2 separate regions of the Mus musculus genome follow, and region 1 is linked to region 2. A link is a loop called in an ENCODE intact Hi-C map of the cell type or tissue named here. Cell type or tissue: heart. All regions are shown on one strand. Links, peaks and the distances in the headings refer to the core of each region. The heading gives the core; the rest is flanking DNA.

Region 1 (7,693 bases), core at 938-5,937, 450 kb before region 2:
CACCACCATTTGGTGTGAGAGTCTTTGGTGACAAGAGTCTTGCTAAAGGTAAACTTTCGGCTCTCAGTATTGCTCCAGCCTCTGGAATGCTGAGTTCGGAGGTGTATGTGATATCTGGGTAGAAATCAAGCCTTTTGGTGTTAACTTCCATTTTAAAATTGTCTTTTTTTTTGCATGTGTTAGTGTGTGTGGGCATATGTCCCATTAAGGTCAGAGGACAACCTGTAGGTGTGAGCTCTCACCTTCTGCCATGGGACTTTAGGACTCAGGTCACCAAGTGTCTGGCAGGCACCTTTAATTCTGGCTGTGTTTTTCAGAGACAAGCTCTCACTATGTAGCTGTGGCTGTCCTACAACTGGCCATGTAGACCAGGGTTTCCTCCAATTTATGTCAGTCCTCCTGCAGGCTGGGCTAACAGGAGAGTGCCCTGCAGGCTGGGCTAACAGGAGTGTGCCCCTAAGCTTGGCTAAGAACCAAGGCTTTAAGTACCAAGGCTCCCTCTTCTCACTACACAATACTAAGTCTGTGAAGAATGTACAGTCGGGAGTCTAAAATGAGTCCATAGAAAACGGAACATTTTAGAAAATCTGAGCTTAAACATAGACATATTCCTTCTAGTTAACCTTGGAAATAAGTCATTAAAATGTTTAAAATAAAATTATCCCATCCAGTGCTTTTCTGCTCTGTGATAGCCAGTATTTTCTGCATTTAAACGTTTGATCAAAAGTGAGTTAATTTTTACTAAGCTAAAAGAAAAAAAAAGTACATTTTTAGCGAGTAAGGAGGCTCTTGGACACGTACCTGAGGGATGGCGCCGTAGTTCCAAATATACCCTTTATAAGGGAACAGATTCGCCACATAGCGGAGCTTCCCCTTTTTCACATCTTGCTTGATTGGGTTTAAAGGGTCCTTTGTAGCAATCTGAAATGAAATGCCAGATGGGTGTGCAACACTGCTGGAGTCAGGATCCAAGAAAACAAATTATGTAGGCATGATCCCCCCTCCGTTATTCCAACTTCAGGATTTGTTTCATCCCTGACATGGTGAAAACTGAACTAAAAGCTCCTCCGACAGCTGTTATGCACAACAACATAGAGAAGAGAAAAAGAACATTCACTAATTCCAGGAACCAAGAAGTAAGACGAGCTGGACCAAACACCAGCATCCCCGAGGAAGGGCACTGTGCTGGCAAGATGGCCACAGAGCAGCACTGCTGGGCTTCATCCCCAGATGGCCTGCAAGCTGACCTCTGCCCGCCACCAACAGCCACACGCATATAAATTATTAAACAAATAACTGCAATTAAAAACAACAATAAGAGCCTTAGGAAACGTACAAAATAATTATTATCCAACGTCAGTTTTCCTTTCTAGTTAAAGTTATTCAAACATCTGAGAGTGTAGCAAATGCAAGTGTGGTCACTGTTAAAACAAACAAACAAACAAACAAACAAACAAACAAAACACCTAAGGAAGCTAGGCATGGTGGTGAACGACCATAATTAATCCCAGCCATCCATCAGGAGGCAGAGGCAGGCAGATGCTGTAAGGTAGAGGCCAGTCTGGTCTATATAGGGAATTCTAAGACATCTAGGACTACATAGGGAGACCCAGTCTCAAAAAACAAAAACAAAAATCCAAGTGATATAAAGTGAGGATCGATAAGGAAAGGCAGCCACGTCACTGTCTGCCATCGGAAAGAAAAGAAACTCAGCCAAGGCCACCGAGCTCTTCCTGCTGAGATGTTCTGGATGTGGCCCCAGCATTTGGGAGGCTAAGACAAGAGGAGGGGAAGGAGCTGAAGGGCAGCCTGGGCTGTACAGCCACACCTTACCTCAATAAGACAAAAAGAGAAAAGAAAGCAGAAGCAAACATTGACAAGCCACTTTGGGGCCATCAGAGGCAGTGGGTGGGACAAGCAGAGGCCTGGGAGAACATCCTGGGACAGGTATGCTGCCAACACAGGAGTAAGGGTACCTGGAGCTGAGGAGGCAGAGACGGGGAACAGTGAGACCAGACACAGGAGACCAGACGCCTGGATACTTCTCATCTTTAAACAAATCAGTTTGGCTGGATAAAAAACTAATGAACACACATGGGGCTGGGTAGTAGAGGGCTCAGCAGGAAGAAAGCCTGCTGCTCATGGAGAGGAAGCCAGTTCAGTGCCACACTGGGCAGTTCACAACTATTTGTAACTTGGGTTGCAGCCGCTCCTACACACTGCAGGGCTCCGCAGGTACCTCAATATAAGTGGCACACTCAGACCCATACATTAACTAAAAAGAATCTGATAAAGATAACTGACATGCCAAGTCTGACGAGCTCTCTTACCTCCATTTTGGCGTTGGACCAGCGTGGAACCTCAACCACCATGTGGAACACATCCTGGAACAAGAGAGACAGTGAGACAAGCACAAGTCACCCGGCCTTATTGCGGCATGGCTCACCTCTCTTCCTCTGAAGCTAAACTACCAACTCTACCAGACAACCGAAGTTAAGGAAATTTCATCGAAGTGGGTGGGGTGAGCAGACAGAATATGGAAGACTCAAGGCCATGGATGCATGGTTACTCACAGCGTGTAATACTCTAAACTTTCCTGTTTTAAATTTTTCTTGTTTTAAATACTCCAGTATTTGGGAGTTTCTCATAAAAAGGAGGATAGGTTTTCAACAAACACAAGACATCTTCTCTCTGGAAATGGCTGTCTTCAGAAAAGCCACCTCCAAAGGCTGCTGCCATTCCTTGCAGTGTCCTGTAAATTACTCAGAGGAGGTTTCCGGTGCACCGTGGGACACACCTGAGCTAGACGAGCCCCTGCTTCAACCCCAATATTAATCAGCCAGATTACCCACAGGATTCTCCAAATTTGGCTGTTTCTCGAAGTCCTTCCGAAGAGAACTAGGGGTTGACACTAATGGTAGGCCTGCCCTCTGATATTTTTTTTAAAGATTTATTTATTTATTTATTTATTACATGTATATATGTGAGTACACTGTGTCTGTCTTCAGACACACCAGATGAGGGCATCATATATCATTACAGATAGTTGTGAGCCACCATGTGGTTGCTGGGAATTGAACTCAGGACCTCTAGAAGAGCAGTTGGTGCTCTTAACCACAGAGCCATCTCTCCAGCCCCCCTGCTCTCTGATATTCTAACTGATGGGATTCTAGTGTAAGCACATCTTAAACATAGACTCCTGCATTCACAGGCAAAAGTCCCCAGAAGCCAGCAGTTTTAAAATGCACACGTCAAGTCAAAGATAGATTTAACAAAGACTCCTGGGTGGAAACGGAACATCATTTTGTCCAAACTGTAATTTTTACCAAGAAACAAGCCTTTACACGAAGGGTTTCAGTTCACAGCCTTTACAAGGACACAAATCAATCTGCAATTGCTCTTTAATAAAATCCTTATCTTTCAGTCAGGTATGGTACCCATCTAGAACCTCAGCATAGGAGGCAGGAACAAGAGAATCATGAGTTTGAAGCCTTCTTGAAGCACACACACACAAAAAGTTTCAAAAAAGAAAGAAAAGAAGCAAATAAAAATAAAATCAGGGGTTTTAATTTCCAGCAGCAATATTCCAAAGATCCACAAGGTGGTGCTGTTGCAACATAAACGATCGGAGGGGGAGGAAATAAGGAACTCGGTTGGTAATTTTTCTTTTCTTTTTCCTCACTCTGCCCCCTGCCCAAGAAATGACATCTAATGCCCAGACATTACAAATACCTGTGATCTCAGCACTCAAAAGGTGAAAGTAGAAGGCTCAGAAGACCAGCCTCTTAAGCTTGAGGTTAGTCTAGGCTACTTGAGACCATATCTCAAAACATAAAAAGCGAGGAGGGGAGGGGGCGCCGCGGCCTGGAGAGATGGCTCAGTGGTTAAGTGCACTCACTGACTGCTCTTCCAAAGGTCCTGAGTTCAAATCCCGGCAACCACATGGTGGCTCACAACCATCTGTAATGAGATCTGATGCCCTCTTCTAGGGTGTCTGACAGCTACAGTGTACTTACATATAATAAAAAAAAAAAAAAAAAAAAAAAAATCTTAAAAAAAAAAAAACATAAAAAGTGAAGCCACAGGATGACAGCAGGTAGAATGGTGTGAGTGTGGGACAGGCCATGGGGGCTCACGAGCCACAGAGTGAGGCAAGAAGGATCACCTAGAGCCGAATCACTAACCAGAGGCTGGGAACAACACTGAACACTTTAGAAATTAACCAACAAAGACACCCGGACTCTAAAACTGCTTACTAATGCAAACGTGTAAACACAGAAAAGTGAAAAATCAGAAGGAAGTAAAAATCCTCAGAAAAATAGTAAGAAAAGAATTCTATAGAGCTGGAGAGATGGCTCAGTGGTTAAGAGCACCGACTGTTCTTCCAGAGGTCCTGAGTTCAAATCCCAGCATCCACATGGTGGCTCACAACCATCTGTACTGGGATCCGACGCCCTCTTCTGGTGAGTCTGGAGACGGCGACAGCGTACTCATACATAAAATAAATTTTTTTTAAAAATCTGCAAATACTCAAAAGCGAAATGAGTTTTAAAAGCTGGGCTGCAGCTCGGCTGCTGGAAGGGTTAACGTGCATAAAATCCATTCCCAGCCCTGGACAAATTCCATGACACACAGGCCTATAAACCTTGAACTTTGGATGTAGAGGCAGGAGGATCAGGAATTTACAGTCATCCACTCGGTAGCCAGCAAGGAAAATAAAGATAACTGAGGTGTGGAAGTTAGTAGTGTGTTAGTCCAGCATGCGTGAAGGCCTGGGTTGAACTCTTGGTGGTTCATGGACCGGGTGTGGCAGCAGCACCTCAACTCCAGCACTCGGGAAGCAGAAGCAACTGAGGGCAGCCTCAGCTACATAGCAATCAGGGCGGCATGGTCTGCATGAGACCCTGCCTCAAAAGTCAACGCCGCCCCACCTAACTTCAGAGTGAGAAAGCTCTATCAGAAGAGCTCGAGGTGTATCTATTTATGAGGACATGCTCCTGCCCGATATCGGTCTTGTCTTGTTTTGAGACCTCTGTAGTCCCAGCTATAAACTCAATCTCAGCCTCCCAAGTGCTGGGACTAGGGAAGGCGCCACCCCCACTCAGCCTGCTAATGGTGCTCTCAAAAAGAGTACCGGGCTTCAACACTGCTCCCCAAGTGACCAGGGGCTTTAAGCTTCCTCTTCAGCCTCTGAGGCTGTTCTAGAACGAGATGCGCTAAGACGTCGCAAGTACACAGAAGACTGGATAGACTGCTCTTCCAAAGGTCCTGAATTCAAATCCCAGCAACCACATGGTGGCTCACAACCATCTGTTATAAGATCTGATGCCCTCTTCTGGTGTGTCTGAAGACAGCTACAGTGTACTTAGATATAATAATAAATCTTCAGGCCAGAGCGAGCAGGGTTGACCAGAGCAAGGAGAAGTCCTGAATTCAAATTCCCAGCAACCACATGATAGCTCACAAGCATCAGTACAGCTATAGTGCTATACATCAAACAAACAAACAAACAAACAAACAAACAAACAAACGCACCATAGTGTGGACAGTCACAAAACTGGCCAGAGCCGTAAAGGCTTGAGATTTCAGAGATCCTCAGGCTGATGTAATCCCATAGGTTTCACTGGGTGAGCACATTTACCCAGTAATCCAAAATGCTCTGAAATCTGAGACTCTGAGTGTTCGGTTTCAGGGTGCTGGGAATGGAGAGCCTTTGTCCTACGATTAAAGCTTTCACTTAGGCCAGTCAAACTCATTCCTGTAGTCGGACACAGGCATGGACACGCAGGAAAAGAATCGACTTAATGTGCCACGTCACCTGAGAACAAGCTCCTGTTTCCTCCTCAGAAATGCTACAGAATGACGGAGATCTGGTGAGATACTCTAGCCATACCTTTTACTGTCTCTGCTCTACCAACCTAGCACGATTTTGGGTTTTCAGTTGTCAAACTTGCCTATGATCTGTAATGCCTAAGCATTTATGCGTTAGTCCATCTGATTAAAAGCTTGACTTTTTTATTTTATTTTATTTTATTTTATTTTATTTTATTTTATTTTATTTATTTATTTATTTTGGCTTTCGAGACAGGGTTTCTCTGTGTAGCCCTGGCTGTCCTGGAACTCACTTTGTAGACCAGGCTGGCCTCGAACTCAGAAATCTGCCTGCCTCTGCCTCCCAAGTGCTGGGATTAAAGATGTGTGCCACCACGCCAGGCTGACTTTTTTATTTTCAACAGAAGAAAAGATACAGCTTTGGGTTAATGTGTCCTACCAGGAGCCTGGGAAAGTCAGTACTAGGATTTCACATAAGCACTGAAGACATGGCCCAGAGAACTGCCAAGCTTGTAAATTACAGTGCTGAGTTATGAGAGGTGAGCATTTTAAGATCTGGGTGTGGTGTATGCCTATACTCCAGGTGGGAGTAAGTTGAAACCCAAGGATCTGAGCGGGTGTATCAGCAGTTTGAGGTCAACTTTCACTATGTAGAATGGGCCCCTCAAATTGCCTCTAATCCTCGCAACTCAGGAGGCTGCAGCAGAAAGATGGTGAGGTCAAAGCCTGCCTGGTTACATGTGCAGAAAGAGTCTATGCTATTCAGTAAGACCCTGTCTCAAAACACAGAGAGGGCTGGGGGTTGCGCCCATCACCCCAGGTTCAGTTCTCAGTAACAATAGGAAATAAAACTCAAAACCAAAACCAGAACCAGAGCCAAGCTGATCACTATCTACCCGTGTCGCTGTTGCTTATGCTAGGCTGTCTGACACCGTTCGAAGTTTGTGTTCTGTTATCTCCGTGTATTGACTTGGAAGACATTCTCACGGACAACTGTTTTCATATTCAAGCCTGAATGAAGTAGAGTCGACCCAAAACACATTTCTGCAAGTAACAAGAGTAAGCCCCTGCTTTGCCCTTTACTACCCAATATACTTGGACAGCATCCGAGCAGGATACCTGACTCACAAGAACTTCCTGATCTAGCTGGCTTGATTAGGTAATGCAAATAGCAAACTCAATATTGGCTGGACTGAAAGGCTCTGACATGGAATAAAATCCCCAAGTCCTTGGATATTTTTCTGTTGAGGAATCGAGTCACTGAGTCCTTCAAAGTATCCTCTTGTTAATGACACACCTATAACCACAGACAAAAACGTACAAAAGTACACTTACACTGGAATCTGGGGTCAGGGAGGGACAATGAATGAGATGCCACATCGGCTAAGGGTACTCGCTGTACAAACGGGGAATGTGAGTTGGACCCCTGGAACCTGTACTAAGAGAACTAACACCACAAAGTTGTCCTCAGACTGCTACCTCATACGATGGCATGTGTGCGCATACACACGTACATACTACATTTATTAAGCTAAAAAATAAACTACACTCCTCGGTCACAGGTCAGGTTGCTTTTTTTGTTGTAATCCAAAATGAGATGTCACCCACGACCTTGTTTGTATCCCAATAAGATAACTCCCTTACAAACCAAAGCACTTTTCCTGGCTTCTCAGATGGCAATTAAAAAAAACTGGCTCTTACAGTCTGAACTCTGGTGAAATCTAGTTGTTGCAAGAGTGTGCTCAAAAAAAAAAGTCTGTGCTCTTATGAAAAATAATCTTATGAAATACACTGGAGGATGGTGGTGCACACCTTTAATCCCAGCACTAAGGAGGCACAGGCAGGTAGATTTCTATGAGTT
Region 2 (7,693 bases), core at 1,862-6,861:
CATGGCTGATCTCATCTACAACTCTACGTAGCTTAGGAAGAAAGGGGTGGGAGTAGGGAAAGCAGAAGAGGAGGCCGCGAAGGGAAATAAAAGCATCTCGCACGTGTGGGTATCAGTGCACGTGCTAGTGACCCCTAGCGGGCGCTTGGAACTACAACATCTCATGCTTCCCTGCCCTTGGGGATCCAGTGGAGCCGGGGGAAGAATCCAACCCTGGTTTCCAGCCAAGGAAACAGGTTTCTGAAAGGCTCCGTGTGTGAGAAGTCCTTGTGTTCCCGGCTATGTGCTGTGAGATAGTATGGGGTGCTGAGCAGGGGGCTACCCTCTCAGGACTCTTTGCTTTTCTGGATGCCCCTGGGTGGCAGCGGCTCTCAAACAGGTGCAGATCCCGGCGGGTGCCAGGCACATTCAGATTGAATTGCTGGAGAAGGCTCCCCACCGAATCGGTGAGTGCTGTGTGGGGCGGGGAGGACAAGGAAGATAGGGATCCCAGACTTAGATAAAGACAGACAATCCCTTTTTTAGTTGTTTTATGCAGAATAGCTGAACCATCACATAGTTCAGGCTTGTTTCTTCCCACCAGGATCAACCGCTGTTCAAATTTCTTATGGAAGCAGGTGGCTTCTTCTAAAAGAGTCATTTCGCAGAAGGGCTCAGGCCGCTCTGGCTGCATGGCACACCACCCCAAGAACATAAGGGTTAGGAGTAACAGTTGTCACAGGATCTCAGTTCTGTGGCCATAGTCATGACAGGCCCAGCCAGTGGTTCTTCTATTGGTTGCCTAAACCCAAACAGCCAAACACTGTCAGCTGATGGGTCTGTCGGGAGTTCACTGGTCTAGGAGGTGTGGATGGTGTTGGCAATTGGCTGAGGCTGAGGCTGACAGAGCTATGACTGACCCCAACAAGCAAATCTGGGAATATCCAAATCTGGATGTCTGTCCCTTGGGCATCTGCAGCTAGAGAGGGCAGGGCCCCAGGGTGCAAGCACTCTGCCAGCCCCTAACATTGCATTGACCCAAGTCACATGACCCAAGCACCAGTCAATGGTTAAAAACACAGACTCGGGGCTGGCGAGATGGCTCAGTGGGTAAGAGCACTCGACTGCTCTTCCGAAGGTCCAGAGTTCAAATCCCAGCAACCACATGGTGGCTCACAACCATCCGTAACAAGATCTGACTCCCTCTTCTGGTGTGTCTGAAGACAGCTACAGTGTACTTACATATAATAATAAATAAATAAATCTTTAAAAAAAAAAAAAAAAACACACAGACTCTGTCTTAGAGGAACAGGGCTATGTGGACAGCCATTTCTACAGTCCACCAGGCAGGTCCTAGCTCTCCATTATAATGATACTTAAACAGAGTTACTAAAGAAGGTGTCATGGTTGTTGCACAAACATGAAGCAAAGACAGTTTGAAAGTTAGATTCCCCAGAGGATGGGGAACAGCCCAGTGGGCAGAGTGTTTTCCATGTGAGCATGAGGATCTGGTCTTGGTCCCCCAGAACCCCCACAGAAGCCAGCAATGCAGTGTTGCCTACAATCTCAGCACTAGGGCAGTGCTTGCAAAAGATCCTTAGAGCTGGACCCAGCTGACTTTCTGAGCCTTGTGTTCATCTAGAGGCCCTGTCTCAAAAATAGATAGATGGATGGATGGATGGATGGATGGATGGATGAGATAGATAGATAGATGGATGGGTGAGATAGATAGATAGATAGATAGATAATGGATGAATGGATGATAGAGATAGATGAACAGACAGATGGATGGATGGATAGATAGAAAGATGATGGATGGATGGGTGATAGAGATAGATAGATAGATAGATAGATAGATAGATAGATAGATAGATAGATAGTAAATAGTAGATAGATGGATGGAGAGAGAGAGACAGAAGGATGGGTGGGTGGGTGGGTAGACAGACAGACAGATAGATGATGGATGGATGGGTAGGTAGATAGATAGGTAGGTAGGTAGATAGATAGAGATAGAGAGAGATGGAAGGATGGGTGGGTAGACAGACAGACAGACAGACAGATGATGGATGGATAGGTAGGTAGATAGATAGACAGACAGATAGAGATTTATAAGGTAAAGTGACTGAGGAAGTCTGTGACAAAGATCCCTGGCCTCCACATACAGCACACACGTATACACACATACACAAACATGTACATATATAAAACATGTGCATGCAATACACACACACACAAACATCAGAACCCCAAACAGATTAAACTTAGAAAGTCAAGTCCAGGCTTAGTGGTGCACGTCTTTTATCCCAACACCCAGAAAACAGAAGCAGAGGATCTCTGGGAGTTCAAGGTCAACCTGACCTACATAGCAAATTCCAGACTAGCCAGAGGTACATGGCTAGTGAGGCTCTATCTCAAACTAATATAAAATAAATATGCAAGTTAAGAGCCAGAAAGATGGCTCCATAGGAAAGGAAGGACTCTTTCCACACAAGCCGAATAACCACAGTTTGATCCCACAAAAAGGTATAAGGTTGTCTTAGTCAGGGTTTCTATTCCTGCACAAACATCAGGACCAAGAAGCAAGTTGGGAGGAAAGGATTTATTCGGCTTACACTTCCATACTTCTGTTCATCACCAAGGAAGTCAGGACTGGAACTCAAGCAGGTCAGGAAGCAGGAGCTGATGCAGAGGCCATGGTGGGATGTTCTTTACTGGCTTGCTTCCCCTGGCTTGCTCAGCCTGCTCTCTTGGATTCTAATCCAAGACTACCAGCCCAGAGATGGCACCACCCACAAGGGGCCTCTCCCCCTTGATCACCAATTGAGAAAATGCCCCACAGCTGGATCTCGTAGAGGCATTTCCCCAACTGAAGCTCCTTTCTCTGTGATAACTCCAACCTGTGTCAAGTTGACACAAAACTAGCCAGTACAAAGGTGAAAGCTGACTTTACAAGGTTGACTTTTGACCAACCCCCCCCCCACACACACACATAGGACATGGTGTATACCCCCCCCACACACACATACACTAGTAAATAAACTTTTTTCAATTTTAAAAATTCATGTGAAGACATTAATGCAGTAGAAAAGATGTTCTTATCATTTGGTCTAGTCTTGCTTTTATTGAAACCAAATCAGCAGTCTAAAAATAGGCACGTCCAAATGAGATTCCTCAGACATTGTTACAGATTCCTGTGGTGGTGGAAGGACCTGTAGCAGGGATGTGGGGTGCATGAATGCTGGTGTGTGATGGGGTTCTTTTAGGGTGGTGAAAGCATTCTAAGGTTACACATGGTGATGATTGAAGGTGCTAAGCCATCACCGGGCTGCGTGCTTTCATAGGGTGAATTACCCAGTATGGATTGAGTCTCAACTGCAAACTAAAGAGCGCAGCTTGGAACCCCTCCTGGCAGCTGTGGGCAGCGGCTGCTTCTGCTTTGGGCAGCGGCTGTGTTTTCCCATGTCAGTCTGCGCTCAGACAGACCCCCCTCATAGAGAGAATGCAGGCTTCCATATTACTGTGGCAAGTCACAGAGGCCTCTCCAGCCTGATAGCCTACCAAGTCTTGTCAGCTTCCATTTACACATAACAGACACTCACATAAAGTGCAGTGTCTCTTGGCAAGCTCAGCTGTTGCAAAAAATGTTCACGGTCACCATTTTAGATCATTATCAGTAAGATGAGACGCTTCGAGCTTCCTGGGGCTGCATCTCTTCCTGGTACAGCTGTGGTGTTCCCTTCTAATAGTGCCACTCCCTGGGGCAAGCATATCCAAACCATGACACAGTGGGAATACTCTGCACCAGCTGATAGCTGTCTACTGGGGTGGGCAGGGCAGGTGACATATATCACACATGGGGATCCTGGCATGGGGGCAAGAGGAGCCATGGAACGGAAGCCTGTGTTGTCTGTAGGTACATGGTAGGTCATCCGTGCAAATGTGGAAAATGTGCTGTCTTAGTTGGGGTTTCCATTGCCATGAAGAGTCATCATGGCCAAGGCAACTCTTAAAAGGACAGTATTAAATTGGGGCTGGCTTACAGTTTCAGAGATTCAGTCCATTATCATCATGGTGAGAAGTATGGCTGCATGCAGGCAGACATGGTGCTGGAGGAGCTGAGAGTTCTCCATCTTGATCCAAAGGCAGCCAGGTGGAGGCTCTGAAGGCAGCCAGGAGGAGACTCTCTTCTGCACTGGATGGAGCCTGAGCAAACAGGCTACACAGGGACTAAGTGACTTCCCTGTGAGGCTTGTTCTCCTGTGCTCTGCTATCGATCCTACAGGGGCAGCAGCATCTCTGAGGGTTGGGCAATTAAAGGAGTTTTTCTGAAAGAGGTCAAATCGAGCCACAACTATGGGTGGCCATTAGTCAGTGTGGAAAAAGAGAGGGGCTCGTACAGGATCAGGGGTGTACATCTGGGCCCAGAGGCAGGACTGGTTTGCAGAGAGCTCCTGGGTGGTCCTGATGGGAGAGGTCAAGGGGATAAAGAGACAGGGAACATGAGGAGGTGCCTCCTGGAAAGGCCTTAGAGGTCAGAATCATGGGCCCCTCTAGAGAGAAATAGAAATCTCTGTCCCTCTCCCCTGGCCAGCGGTGAAGAACCAGGTGACCGGAAGCTTCATCTTCAACCCCAAGGGCAAGGAGGCCTCTAGCAGGACCTTCACTGCGCTGGGCCTAGAGTGGGAGCACGAAGCGGAGGACACCAAGGACAGCCTCAGGACCAATGGACCCCTGCCTGAAGCCATCGCCATCCTGGTGAGCCTCCTTGCCTGATGTGGCTTTGCCCGTCCCTTGTGCCTGCTATTTGGTTGGTATACTTTGAAATGGTCTCTCCCAGGTGTGTTGAGGGCAGCTGCGACAGCTTTTTGCTCCTTCACTTGGGGTGGGAAATGGGGTTGAGGGGAACCCCTGTGAAGCTAGGATTGGCTCCCCCAACTTCATAGCAATCCCCAGCATCCACATACATTGCGACATGGTCATATGTGTGAGGCCTTAAGGTGGTTTGGGGCCTTGAAGGCAGCTGACATTAAGAGATCGTGGCAGCACCAGCTTCTGAGAAGGGGGCAGGGCCATTACCCTCACTGGGGTCCATTGCTGCCCTTTGTTGTGCCTGGGCTCATGGAGCAGGGATTGGTAATTCAGCAGATTGGCCTATAAAAAGCTCTGCCAGCACGTCCTCAGCCTGAGCTGACAGACAGCTCTGCGCCCGGTGGTCAGCGGTGTTCCAGAGGGTAAATTCTGAGGCTGCTGGTGTCTTCGTAGAACTTGTATCTGGCACGGACTTTCCATTCACCTTGTATTTGCAATCGCCCATGTCTGGGGCCAGCTGATGTTTGCTCAGGGTACCAAGGCTATTTAAGGGAGAACAAGCAGTCTCAACAAAGGATTTTGAGACAGTCTCCACAAAGGATGGTGAGGCAACTGGATACCTACCAAGACCTAAATGTAATCGTGGTGGTCTGTCACTGTTAGAAGGAAATGGGTGACCTTCCATTCTTCGGTAACAAGATAAGTAGCAAAAGAAATGAGACATCATCAGTACTGGAACCATTGTTTGCTCCTTAAAGGACACGTGCAGAAGTAGGAGAGGCCATCAATGTGGCTTCTGATGCAGGGCCCTTGGTCCAACACCAAGCTTGATGACCTGAATTCAATGCTCAGAGTTCACATGGTGGAGGGAGAGAATCCACTCCTTCAGCTTGCCCCTGACTTCCACACTCACACTGGGGCATGTGTCCCTTCCCCAGTCCTGCCCCAAGTAATAAGTGCAATTAAAAAAAATTAAAAGAGTAAAAATAACCAGGCACAGGGGTACACACCACTTGGGAAGTGGGCTACATGAGTCTTTGTCTTTAAAAGAAGAAGAGGAGGAGAGAGAGGAAGAAGAGGAGGGAGAGGAAGAAGAGAATGAGAAGAAAAGAGAGAGAGGAGGTTGGGGATGTAGCTCATTTGGTAGAATGGTTACCAAGTGTTCGTGAAGCCCCTGGCTCTGCCCTCAGTACCACATACCAAGCATGGAAGTTCAAACCTGTGATCAGAAGTTCAAAGTCACCCTGGTCTACATAGTAAATTCAAAACCAACGTGGGCAATATGTGACCCAAGAAGTGGGGAGGGGTGGAGAAGAGGAGGGGGGAGAGGAAAGATGAAAGAGGTTGCTCACTGGCAGCCGGGTTGAAGCCAGACAGTTTGGATACCGAAAGACTCGGGCCATTGAGTGTCACCATTGGGTGTCTGTGAGAGAGAGAATGGCTCATGGGCCTGGCATTGGCTGCTGTAGGGCTTGGTACATACATAGCAGGCTTGGGAGTGAGAGTCTCTGACTGTCCTGCCTGCCTCAGCTAGGTACTGGGTTACACATTTTAACAGGGTGAATTACACAGTGTGGATCGTGTCTAGTTTAACTGCAAATCTCCAAAGCACAATTAGGAACCCCATCTGGCAGCTGTGGGCAGCAGCTGCTTTCCTTGGACCCTCTGTTCTATCTCTGGCCTTATGCTGCACCATTTGTGTCTCCCTTCCAGGTTCTTCCCCCGGCTGAGGGTAAACCCCGAGGTAGCCTGGCCTACAAGTACGTCATCCATGAGGACCTGCTGCCCCTCATCGGGAGTAATAATGTGCTCCTGGAAGAGACAGACACCTACGAATGGGCTCTCAAGAGCTGGTCTCCCTGCAGCAAGGCCTGTGGAGGAGGTATCAGCTATTGTGGTCCTATGGTTCTTTGTGGGGAATGACCGTGGGTCGGGGAGAATGGACCAGAGACTGGTAGGAGTCTGGAAGAAGTGTCTCAGTTTGTTCTTGAAGATCTCCCATGCCTACAAGCAATTCCGAGCAAGGCGTTGGGCGAAGCTAGGGCTTGCTTTCAGGAGCAGGCTGCAGGGCAGGTTGTCTGTTCAGCTGCTGTCCAAAGTCACTTCTCCACTGGTGACAGAGGGAGGAGTCCTGTAGAAAGTTACTTGCCCAGGACAGAGGGCTGGGGCATGAAGGGAAAGAAGGGAAAGTGCCTTCTAGAAAGCAGGCTCTCTAAAAAGTCACCCCGAGGGCACGAGGCCTGGAGCTGTCCCACAACCTTCGCAGGAATCCAGTTCACTAAATATGGCTGCCGGCGCCGCAGGGACCACCACATGGTGCACCGGCACCTGTGTGACCATAAAAAGAGGCCCAAGCCTATCCGACGGCGTTGCAACCAGCACTCGTGTCCCCAGCCCACGTGAGTGTTTCGGGGGAGCAAAGTCTGACCCCTGCCTCTCTCTACCCTGGCCCCAAAGGAAAAGTAGCTCAAGTTGCTACTGTAGCACTTCCTTACGCCAAAGCCTGCAGCCCCGGGTCTTTCAGGGATAGGGATAGACCACAGCCCACAAGAGGCACTGTGGTTACCCTTCATGGCCAGCCATGTTGGGATTCTGCACTTGCCAACCCACACAGCCAGAAAGAGGATGGTACCAGCAGGATTGCCCCCAGCTAACAGTCTTTCACAGATAGGGCCTGGGCTTTCTGCTGGTGAGGCAGGGGGCTCATGTCTCTGGGCAAAAATAGGATCTACTGCCTTCTCTCTCTCTCCTTAGTCCCTGGGAGTCCAGCCTTCAGCATGGTCTAATCCCTGGTTAAGATTTCCTAGTCTGTGGGCCACGCTGTTCAGGGACCAAGGTCCTGTTCTCAGGATTATTCAAAAGAGTCTGAAGGGAGAGGGTTGAGCTGAGCTTGAGAACTCAATAT

What was found. Hi-C counts contacts between places; a loop is a spot of excess contacts. Peaks named below come from ENCODE experiments on the same cell type or tissue, not always from the same donor. Only the 100,000 strongest peaks of a DNase experiment are listed, where the experiment ranks them.
Region 1: a loop joins it to region 2, with 4 times the contacts of the local background. A loop is called at or near these places in 9 of 42 quality-filtered maps.

The regions. Positions count from the first base shown.
Region 1 is chr10:61,654,140-61,661,832 of GRCm38, reverse strand. It overlaps Ppa1 (pyrophosphatase (inorganic) 1), which reads right to left. Exons shown (of 11, transcript NM_026438.4): 3 at 2,331-2,384; 4 at 802-921. Among named protein-coding and RNA genes, the nearest start is that of Ppa1, 9.4 kb to the right of the region's middle. In heart, for the core only: CTCF peaks have their summits at 3,593 (motif pointing right) and 4,469 (motif pointing left); no DNase peak of the experiment used is centred there.
Region 2 is chr10:61,204,341-61,212,033 of GRCm38, reverse strand. Adamts14 (a disintegrin-like and metallopeptidase (reprolysin type) with thrombospondin type 1 motif, 14) reads left to right here. Exons shown (of 22, transcript NM_001081127.2): 15 at 366-446; 16 at 4,571-4,734; 17 at 6,502-6,670; 18 at 7,055-7,187. Among named protein-coding and RNA genes, the nearest start is that of Gm29861, 8.3 kb to the left of the region's middle. In heart, for the core only: no CTCF peak of the experiment used is centred there; no DNase peak of the experiment used is centred there; H3K27ac peaks cover 212 bases.